2 separate regions of the Homo sapiens genome follow, and region 1 is linked to region 2. A link is an interaction called in ENCODE POLR2A ChIA-PET data of the cell type or tissue named here. Cell type or tissue: Panc1. All regions are shown on one strand. Each heading gives the region's core, and the rest is flanking DNA. Links, peaks and the distances in the headings are about the cores only.

Evidence for each region. Peaks named below come from ENCODE experiments on the same cell type or tissue, not always from the same donor. Only the 100,000 strongest peaks of a DNase experiment are listed, where the experiment ranks them.
Region 1: POLR2A ChIA-PET joins it to region 2 with 5 read pairs; 4 of 35 experiments call an interaction of 5 or more read pairs at or near these places.

Annotation. Positions count from the first base shown.
Region 1 is chr19:53,551,298-53,556,672 of GRCh38, forward strand. ZNF331 (zinc finger protein 331) reads left to right here. Exons shown (of 6, transcript NM_001079906.2): 3 at 4,548-4,611. Among named protein-coding and RNA genes, the nearest start is that of ZNF331, 16 kb to the left of the region's middle. RefSeq lists enhancers at 2,547-2,596, 2,667-2,866. In Panc1, for the core only: no CTCF peak of the experiment used is centred there; a DNase peak (open chromatin) is centred at 3,194; H3K4me3 peaks cover 2,082 bases; H3K27ac peaks cover 1,432 bases.
Region 2 is chr19:53,636,053-53,641,427 of GRCh38, forward strand. It overlaps DPRX (divergent-paired related homeobox), which reads left to right. Exons shown (of 3, transcript NM_001012728.2): 3 at 544-962. The coding sequence ends at 936. Among named protein-coding and RNA genes, the nearest start is that of DPRX, 6.7 kb to the left of the region's middle. RefSeq lists an enhancer at 922-1,422. In Panc1, for the core only: no CTCF peak of the experiment used is centred there; no DNase peak of the experiment used is centred there.

The DNA.
Region 1 (5,375 bases), core at 308-5,307, 85 kb before region 2:
TATATGTTTATAGTCCTCCACTTCCCCTCTAAACATGTATGTGCTTTTGTTTCTGGAACATTAAATCCTTCTAATTGATAAAGTAAATGAATCAAAGACTTTCCAAATGGTAGTTTGTGAAAGGCATCCAGCCCAGCCACGGGTCACGTTATACCTGTGAGCATGTGGGGATGGGAGGGGTGTGCCAGTGATCTTTGTCTTGTTTTGGAAAACCTCTCATATATTTACACCTTATAGGAGTAGAGACACATCATCTGAAACTAATCCCATGGCAACAAATTATCAAAAAATATAGTGCACCCTTGGAATGAGTTCTGCATCTGTGGATTCAGCCACAGATCAAAAATATCCTTGGGAAAAAAAATAGGAGGTTTGCATCCTATTTTACAGATGCTAACATCTGTATTGAACATGTACAGACTTTTCTTCTCATTATTCTAAACCATACAGTATGAAAATTATTAGCATAGCATATAAGATAATTTATAAAGAATCTAGAATCTAAAATGTACAGGAGGATGTGGATAGGTTATATGCAGATACTATACCACTTTGTATAAGAGTCTGAAGCATTCGAGGATTTTGATATTCAGGGGGGTTCTGGAACAAATCTGGATACTGAGGGATGGCTCTACAGCCTTTCAGAATTAAATTTTCTATGATTTTAATGGTTCTTTCAAAGACCATGACAGTAATCACTGACGCCTGTTGCCTTACAAATCTGCTTGTACAAGTAACATTTCCATGATTATATGTACAAGTAAAAAATACCCACTATACAAATAACAAATCCAAGATCAGTGAAATTGAGTACGATGACAATTAAAATGGTTTGCATAAATGTCCTATAACACATGGAACACATGATTCATCCTCTTGCTAATGTTCCCAGTTTGGCATCTTCTAAGATCATATTATTTGAGCACAATTTTTGATGCAGAATCATCTCTCTGTTCCCCTACTCGCTTGTGAGAGGGAACATTTCCTCCTTATGTGTCTTAGAATATTTTTACCTAACATGCTTAAACAAAACAAATTTCATTCTTAACATCAGGCTCTGAAAGTTCCTTTTAGTTAGCATTTGCTATATTGACAGCTGGTTTGACAAGTACATATTTTAGCATAAGAAAAAAACAGCAGGCCGGGTGCAGTGGCCCTTGCTTGTAATCCCAGCACTTTGGGAGGCCAAGGAGGCAGATTGCTTGAGCTCAGGAGATCAAGGCCAGCCTGGGCAGCATAGCAAGACCCCGTCTCTACCAAAAAAAAAAGAAAAAAAATTACAAAAACTAGCCAGATGTGGTGGCGTGCACCTGTAGTCCCAGCTCTTGGGAGGCTAAGGTGGGAGGATGACTTGAGCCTAGGAGGCAGAGGTTGCAGTGTGGTTGAGATTGCACTACTGCTCTCCAGCCTGGGTGACAAAGCGAGACCCTGTTTCAAAAAAATTAAAAACAGCAGATGAGTTTCTTTTTTAAAACTGGATTCAGGATCAGTGTAATGTTACTGATCTTCAATAGTAACCACAAACTTAAAAAATCTTTACATATTGCCGTATGTATTAGATATTCTGATATTTAATAGCTGAGACAGTCATACCTTATAGTATTATTATCCCAATTTTACTAGTGAGGAAACAAGCAGTTAATAACTGTTAGAGCTCAGATTCACATTCTGAAAGTTATAGAAATTAAGAACATAGAGCCTATGTTCTTAATTTCACCAAAATATCTCCTCCCAAATTATACATACCCTTTCAAACCTACCTTCCTCTCTTAGTAATTAATGATACCGTCTTTCAATTTACATGAATCAGTATCACTATTAGTAAATGTATTTTATGCCATTATATAACAGACTAATTTATTTATTCTGTACTCTACTGTGATATTTTCCTCTATCTTCTGCAAGATTTTCATTTTTAAAAATTACTGTCTTGGCTGGGTGCAGTGGCTCATGCCTGTAATCCTGGCCTAGGCAACAAGAGTGAAACTCCATCTCAAAAAAAAAAAAAAAAAATTAGTGTCTTGAAATTTGCATAACATCAATGGATGATGTCATTGTGAATGTCCTGGCGGTGATATTATACTGTATACTATAATCACCAATTGGTGTAACCAGGTGAAAGATACATAGGCTTTCTCAGTATTATGTGTACAACTACCTAAGAATCTACGGTTGTATCAATTTAAAAGAAAAACTTTCCCACACAAGATAATCTCCAAACATCTTGGGCATACATGTGTGTACTACTCTAGCTATTTCCTTGGGATAAATTCTAAAAAGTGGGATTTTGAGTCAAAATGAGACTGTGGTTAAGTAGTACCTGCAACATCCTGTAGACCCTGTGACATTAGTACTTGGAATGAGAGCGGGACTAACTGGGCATAACTGCTGCCTGTACATTGTTTACAATCCAGCAAGCAAGGGACACCGAATAGCACCTCGGGCAGCCTGTGCTGGCGGCCTGCAGAGAATTCCAGGTGATGCTCCAGAGGGGCTAGGAGAGGATACCCTTCTGATGACAGCCATGGCTCACCCGGCATCACCCCACTCAGAGGCCAGACGGGCTCCCAGCTGGGGTGACACAGCCCCTCTCCCAGCCGGGAACGGGCGTCTGCAGGGAGCAAGATGGACTCAGTGTGGGGCTGCCTGCCTGGAACGCGCCCTGAGGCCCCTGCCTGGGACCGGCCCAGACTACGTTTCCCAGAGGCCCCCCAGGAACTTAAGGCGCTGCATGCTGGGACACGGGGCTTGGGGCTCTGGTTTCCCCAGACATCGCCCTCCTCAAGCCTCTCACCCCTTCCCGAAGCCCCTGTGTGTTTGGGCCTGAGTAGGGCATTCGCTTCCTAGGAGGAACCCAGGGGTGCGCGCCAAGCATGGGGGTAGGGGGACCGCCGAGTGCGCCTGTGGCTTCGGGAGAGGCCAAAGAAGGAAGGAGTGGGAAGGGCGCGCACGCGTGTCAGTGTGTGCATGTGTCAGCGTCTGTGCACGCGCACATGTGTGTCGGGGTCTGGTCGCACATGCGGATCAAGGTCTGGCCACACGCATGCGTTGGGGGTCTGTGTGCGCGTACACGTGCATGTCGCGGTCTGGGTGTACATGCGTGTCAGGATCTGTGTGCACGCACATGCGTGTCGGGCTCTGCTGCTGCCTGCGCGCTCCGGCCGCTGGGTGCGGGAGGCCCCTCCCGAGTCCGGGGTGCGCATGCGCGCTGGCCTCCATGGGTGGCGGGACCGACTGTGTGACGCACTTGCGTGGGAGTGCGAGGCTGACGCGGCGGCTCTATCTCCCGTAACTGTGACACGGGTGCACGCAAGCGTCATTGGGGGTGATGGGGGCCGTGCTCGGTGCGCTTCTGCACCGGTGACGCAACCGCTGTGTCTCCGCCAGTCCGCGCAGGTGAGATTGGCGCCCATGGCTCCAAGGGGAGACGGGCACGGAGCTTCTAGCGGTGACGCACTTGCTGGAGAGGGTGTGGGGTGACGCAGCCGGGCTCTCCCCATAACTAGGGCTGGGGTGCTCCCGAGGCTTTGGGGCGACGGAACCCGCACCTGTGAACCTCGGCAGTGCGTCCCCGGGACTCTGTTCTGTGAGGTGCGCTCTGGGGGATATGTGGGGGCGGCGATCAGGACGGGTCTCCGTGGCCCACGGATGTGCCTTTGCACTGTGTGGAGTGGCGGGGCCGGCAGCGTGGCCGTGCTGGGCGTTAGTGGGTATGAGGGGCGCAGATGTGTCTCAGGCCAGTGTGTGCTGTGGTGAGGCTGAGCCATCAGTGCAGGCTTGTGCTGGGATGGTTGGTCGGGCCTTCTGGGTGACGCAGGTGTGTGTGACAGCACAACCTGTAGCTCCAGCGTCTCTGTGCTGAGATGGGTGATCGGGCCTTCTGGGTGACGCAGGTGTGTGTGACAACACAACCTGTAGCTCCAGCTTCTGTGTGCTGGGATGGGTGATCGGGCCTTCTGGGTGACGCAGGTGTGTGTGACAGCACAACCTGTAGTTCCAGCGTCTCTGTGCTGAGATGGGTGATCGGGCCTTCTGGGTGACGCAGGTGTGTGTGACAACACAACCTGTAGCTCCAGCTTCTCTGTGCTGGGATGGATGATCGGGCCTTCTGGGTGACGCAGGTGTGTGTGACAGCACAACCTGTAGCTCCAGCGTCTCTGCTGCTTCCCCTGCCTTCACCTCCTAACCAAGCGGTACCTGCCTGAGAACAAGGGCCGCGGAAGGACGGGAGTGCCTGAGCCCTGCCAGGAAATTCACCAACAAGAAGGCAGAAACAGCCATGAGGTGACGCTTTCAGAGCTAGAAGTGCTCTCCACTCAGGGCGCCTGAGTGACAGGAGACGGTGGCCTCAGGAGTAGAATTCCTCCTGTAGAGGGACACGTCCCTGATGTGGGAGACAGGGAGAGGGGCAGCTCCACGCTTCATCATCTCAGTTACCACAGCGTGCTCTTCAGGAATCTCCCAGAAACTCCATCTCGGGGCCTCGTATTTCTCATTGGTTTTATTAGGTATGGCAGGTGTTACCCTTCTGGTTCTGTTTTCCCCAGGCCAGCATCCTTCAGAAAAAGCATCCCCGAGGAGGAAGACGAATCGTTAAACATCTTAGGTCAGGTGAGTATCTTTTTTTTTTTTTTAATTAAATCATATGTGTTTATGAGACTTAGTCGGCGGGCGCAGTGGCTCACGCCTGTAATCCCAGCACTTTGGGAGGCCGAGGTGGGCAAATCACAAGGTCTGGAGATCGAGACCATCCTGGCTAACACGGTGAAACCCCGTCTCTACTAAAAATACAAAAATTAGCCGGGAGTGGTGGTGGGCGCCTGTAGTCCCAGCTACTCGGGAGGCTGAGGCAGGAGAATGGCGGGAACCCGGGAGGCGGAGCTTGCAGTGAGCCGAGATCGCACCGCTTCACTCCAGCCTGGGCAACACAGCGAGACTCCATCTCAAAAAAAAAAAAAAAAAAAAGGAAATCCTATTGAATTAGACGTTTTGTAAATATCCTATCCAAGATGACGACTGATTATTCAGTGAAGGAAGAGAGGAGCCTGGTCACATTTATTAAGCACATATTCTCTGTACTAAACTGTCTCTTGTCTATTTTGCACACACCTCTTAATTCTTGTCTTAGTTGATTCAGTCTGTGATAACAAAGTACCATAGACTGTGTGACTAAAAGGGCAAACTTTTTTTTTTTAATTTTTTTTTTTTTTAGAGACAGGGTCTCACTATGTTACCCAGGCTGGTCTTGATCTCATGAGCTCAAGCTTTCCTCCCACCTTGGCCTCAAAAAGTGCTTGGATTACAGATGTGAGCCACCATGTTGGGCCTTTTTTATTGTTTTTGTTTTGTTTTGTTTTTGAGACAGGGTCTTACTC
Region 2 (5,375 bases), core at 231-5,230:
AGTACTCATATTATCAACTAAAAGGAAAACTTGGGTTGGGTATGGTGGCTCATGCCTGTAATCCCAGCAGTTTGGGAGGCCGAGGTGGGCGGATCATGAGGTCAGGAGTTCGAGACCAGCCTGGCCAATATGGTGAAACCCTGTCTGTACTAAAAATACAAAAATTAGCCAGGCATAGTGGTGTGAGCCTGTAGTCCCCGCTACTCAGGAGGCTGAGGCAGAAGCATCGCTTGAACCTGGGAGGCGGAGGTTGCAGTGAGCCGAGATGGTGCCACTGAACTCCAGCCTGGGCGACAAGGTGAGACTCCATCTCAAAAATAAAATAAAATAAAATAAAAATAAATAAATAAATAAATATTAGGAGAGTTTAAGGGCCAAAAAAAGGAAAAAAAAAGAAAAGTTAAAAACTTAAAGGTTAAAAAAAAGAATATAAATAAATAAAATACGTTTAACAAAATAAAAATTAAAAAGTAAAAATTTTTTAAAAATAGAATGACAAGTCATCTGAATTCCACCCCATTCTCTTCTCTCTCTTCCCTTCAGGTCTGGTTCAAGAATCACAGAGCAAAACTCAAGAAAGCGAAATGCAAGCATATTCATCAAAAACAAGAAACTCCACAACCGCCAATACCAGAGGGTGGGGTCTCCACCAGTGTCGGCCTGAGAAATGCAGACACACTACCCAGATTGCCCAACGCTGCTCACCCGATCGGCCTGGTGTACACGGGTCATCGAGTCCCCTCATTCCAGCTCATCCTGTACCCCAACCTCAAGGTCCCTGCAAATGACTTCATTGGCCACAGAATAGTCCATTTTGGCTGCTGCCGAGATCCTAATATATACTGCCTCTACCCCATTTTGGAATCCCAAGTTTGCGCTCCAAGCTTCCATTCTGGCTCTCCTGCCTGTTCATCTAACCAAAGTCGAGAGAGATGATAAATACAAAAAGTCACATGTTGTAATGATGTGTGTGTGGTACTGTGACATTTGCGTTTGGTCTTCGTGCCTGTTTCCTGGAAAGCAGCTCCAGAGTTCCATGGAGTCTCCAAAGTGCCATCTTTTTGTATTTTGTGTGCTAATGTTGACCGATAGCTTCAGGATGGGGACTGGTCTCTGGAAAGACCCCAGTAGGATTAGAGGGCAAACTTCTGGGAGGGGAAGGAAGCTGAGGGTGAGGCTGATCACCATTGGCCAGTGGTTTCATCAGTCATGTCTGGGTAAGGAAGCATCCATCAAAACCCAGGAGGACAGGGTTTGAAGAGATCCCTGACAGCTAAGCATGCGGACGTACCTGGAGGGTGGCATATCCGGGGAGGGCATGGAAGCTCCGGGCCCCTCGTCATACGCCTCATCCTAGCAGGGTGCGGTGGCTCATGCCTCTAATCCCAGCACGTTGGGAGGCCAAGGCAGGCGGATCACCTGAGGTCAGGAGTTTGGGACCAGCCTGGCCAGCATGGCGAAGCCCATCTCTACTAAAAGTACAAAAATTAGCCGGGCGTGGTGGCTTGTGCCTGTAATCCCAGCTACTCGGGAGGCTGAGGCAGGAGGATGGCGTGAACCCGGGAGGCAGAGGTTGCAGTGAGCTGAGGGGATTGTGCCACTGCATTCCAGCCTGGGTGACAGAGCAAGAATCTGTCTCAAAAAAAAGAAACAAGAAAGCACAGAGGACCAGCTGGAATATTTGGAAGACCAGAAAATGTCCTTAAAACTCAAAATGCCTGGGCATATAGGTCAGGTCCACCTAGCCTTTTGAATCAATGCGAACCCTTCCTCAAGGCCTGGAGGTTGGCAACACAAAATCACCCTGTGGAGAACCTAAAGCATTCCCTCTCTGAGAGTTGAGTCAATTGGGATTCCACCCCCAAAATTCCTAAAAATCTCAAGTTCCTAGAAAATTCTCAGAAAAAGCAAGCTCTCCTATACCTCCCTGGCTGTACTCTGATGCAACTTGGCAACCATCAGAGAATCTCCATCCCCTTGAACCTTGGTCCTCTGCCAATGTTCCTCACGCCTGTAATCCCAGCACTTTGGGAGGCTGAGGCGGGCGGATGGCTTGAGCCCAGGAGTTCGAGACCAGCCTGGCCAGCATGGTAAAACCTCATCTCTACCAAAAACATCAAAATTAGCCAGTCTCATATACTGGTCTCAAAATAAATAAATAGATTAAAATTTAAACATAAAATAAACATGAGTGTGTTAGAAAGAACCTACTGGCCCGGCGTGGTGGCTCACACCTGTAATCCCAGCACTTTGGGAGGCAGAGGCAGGCGGATCATCTGAGGTTGGGAGTTCGAGACCAGCCCGACCAACATGGAGAAACCCCGTCTTTACTAAAAATACAAAATTAGCCAGGCATGGTGGCGCATGCCTGTAATCCCAGCTACTGGGGAGGCTGAGGCAGGAGAATTGCTTGAACCCGGGAAGGGGAGGTTGCCATGAGCCGAGATTGCGCCATTGCACTCCAAGCCTCCTGGGCAAGAAGAGCAAAACTCCATCTCAAAAAAAAAAAAAAAAAAAAGGAACCTACTGTAGGATTTGGAGTTGAGTAATTTCAGATAGAATCAAAGGAAGAGAAAGGTCTGGATTGGGTGGTGCCAGCGGCAGCTTCTATGACTGAGTATCTCAATACATCTTATCTATAGGACGGCTGACTAGAAAGAGGACAAACCTATAATAGATAAATGGGCGGCAGCCATTGCTTAGCCATAGGCGAATATTTGATGGGTTGGGGCTCAGGACAAATGTTAAAAACAATCTTAATAACAGCATGCCGGCCCGGCGGCCCACACCTGTAATCCCAGGGGATTTCAGAGGTGGAGGGGGAGGCGGAAGGATTGCTTGAGCCCAGGAGGTTGAGGCTGCAGTGAGCTGTGATTGCACCGCTGCACTCCAGCCTGGGTGGCAGAGCGAGCCCCTATATCAAAACAAACATTATCAAGAAAAATTATTAAATGAATAACAAAAACAGGCTGGGCACGGTGGCTCACGCCTGTAATCCAAGTACTTTGGGAGGCTGAGGCAGGTGGATTGCTTCAACTCAGGAGTTTGAGACCAGCCTAGGCAACACGGTGAAACCCTGTCCCTACAAAAACACAAAGAAGGAGTCTCGCTTTGTCGCCCAGGCTGGAGTACAGTGGTGTGATCTCGGCTCACTGCAACCTCCTCCATCTCCTGGGTTCAAGTGATTCTCCTGCCTCAGCCTCCCAAGTAGCTGGGACTACAGGCATGCACCAGCACACCTGGCTAATTTTTGTATTTTTAGTAGAGATGGGGTTTCATCATGTTGGCCAGGCTGGTCTCAAACTCCTGACCTCAGGTGATCCACCTGCTTCAGCCTCCCAAAGTGCTGGAATTACAGGCTTGAGCCACCATGCCCAGCCTCTACAATTAATTAAAAAAGAACCATAACCCCAAAACTTGTACAACCACCAGTCCAAGAAACCAAGTCACAATTTCTGCAGCAATCAGCCCCAAATGCCCAGGGCTTGATCCATCACTCGTAGCTTCCCTAGTTTTTGTGCCCATCCCCCAACCTTGATTTCAATTTAGGACCAACCAGAGAAACCCAATGTTTGGCTAAACAATCCCACAGGATCCTACTTCTGGTTAGCTCCCTGGCGGCCTCCCAACGTCAGCAGCCTTTGGTCAGGACATATCTGAAGACTTCGTTTTTTTTCTGCTATAAAGCTTTCTTTCCTTTTTTTTTTTTCTCCTGAGGTGAAGTCTAACTCTGTCTCCCAGGCTGGAATGTAGTGGCATGATCTCGGCTCACTGCAACCTCCGCCTCCCTGGTTCAAGCGAGTCTCACACCTCAGCCTCCTGAGTAGCTGAGATTACAGGCATGCACCACCACACCTGGCTAATTTTTATGGTGTTTTTTTTTGTTTGTTTTTTTGTTTCTTTTTGTAGAGACGGGGTTTCACCATGTTGCCCAGGCTGGTCTCGAACTCCTAACCTCAAATGTTCTGCCCAACTCGGCCTCCCAAAGTGCTGGGATAACAGGCGTGAGCCACTGCGCCTGGCCATGGAACCTCACTCTTTAAAGTGTGCAGGGACCCCAGTCATTCCCCACTGTGTCGCGGTTCCCATAACAGTGCCTGTCACCAAGTATGTTTTCAAAATACATTTTTGGAAGAGAGAGAGAAACAGAAGGGGAGGGGGTAGGAAGAGAAAGTAGGGGAAGAGGAAAGTGAGAGAGGGAGACAGGAAGGGAGAGGGAAGGGAGACACAGAGATGAAGACAAAGGGAAAGAGACAGAGGCCGGGTACAGTGGCTCATGCCTGTAATCCCAGCACTTTGGGAGGCCGAGGTGGCGGATCACCTGAGGTCAGCAGTTCCAGACCAGCCTGGCCAACATGGTGAAACCCCCGTCTCTACCAAAAATACAAAAATTATCTGGGAGTGATGGTGTGTGCCTGTAATCCCAGCTACTCGGGAGGCTGAGGCAAGAGAATCACTTGAACCTGGGAGGTGGAGGTTGTGGTGAGCCGAGATCGCACCCTTGAACTCCATCCTGGGCAACAGAACGAGGCTCTATCTCAAAAAAAAAAAAAAAAACAGAAAGAAAAGAAAAGAAAAGGAACAGCTTCCAAGCATCTTTGGAGAAGGGCTTCACTAACATCAAATCCTGTCTTCCTCTCATCACCTTCTAGCCCAGTATTTCCCCAACGTGAGAATAATAAGAATCATCTGGGGAGCTGTTAAAACCCAGACTCTGAGACCAGACAGGGGCATGCTTCCCAGGTGTGGGCATGATTTTTCCCTGGGGTTGTATTTAACAAAGTTCAAAACCCAGGAGGTACAATCAAAACCTGAGCCGTCTGGAGACTCAAGACTTCTTAGGGAAGACGAAAAAGAGAAATTCCGGCCAGGTGCAGTGGCTCTCGCCCGTAATCCCAGCACTTTGGGAGTCCAAGGCAGGAGGATCGCGTGATCCCAGGAGTTGGAGACCAGCCTGGCCAACATGGTGAGACCCTCATCTCTACAAAAAAAAAAAAAAAAAAAGAGAGAGAGAGAGAAAGAAGTTCCCAGAGAAAGTTCCCAGAGGAAACAGGAGGGAAAAGGGCGAGGACTGCACCCAGCCAGCTAGGGTATGAGTGTGAACCATAGTCTAGGGGGCTGGGTGTGAATTCCCAGTCCAGGGGCTGTGAATACGTGGAGACACCGATGCTGGCCCTGCACCCAGCCTCCTCCCTGGGCGAACTATTGACTGAAGCCACCCCTCGTGTCCCCACTGTTCCTGGTCTCAACTTCCTCACCTGATGAATGGGCGGGGAGGGTAATTCCCCTACGGTGGGGCTTTTCTCACTCTGTTATGTGTTCTTACAAAATGTGCTCTCTGATATCATCTATATCTCCCTAGAAGGAATCATTAG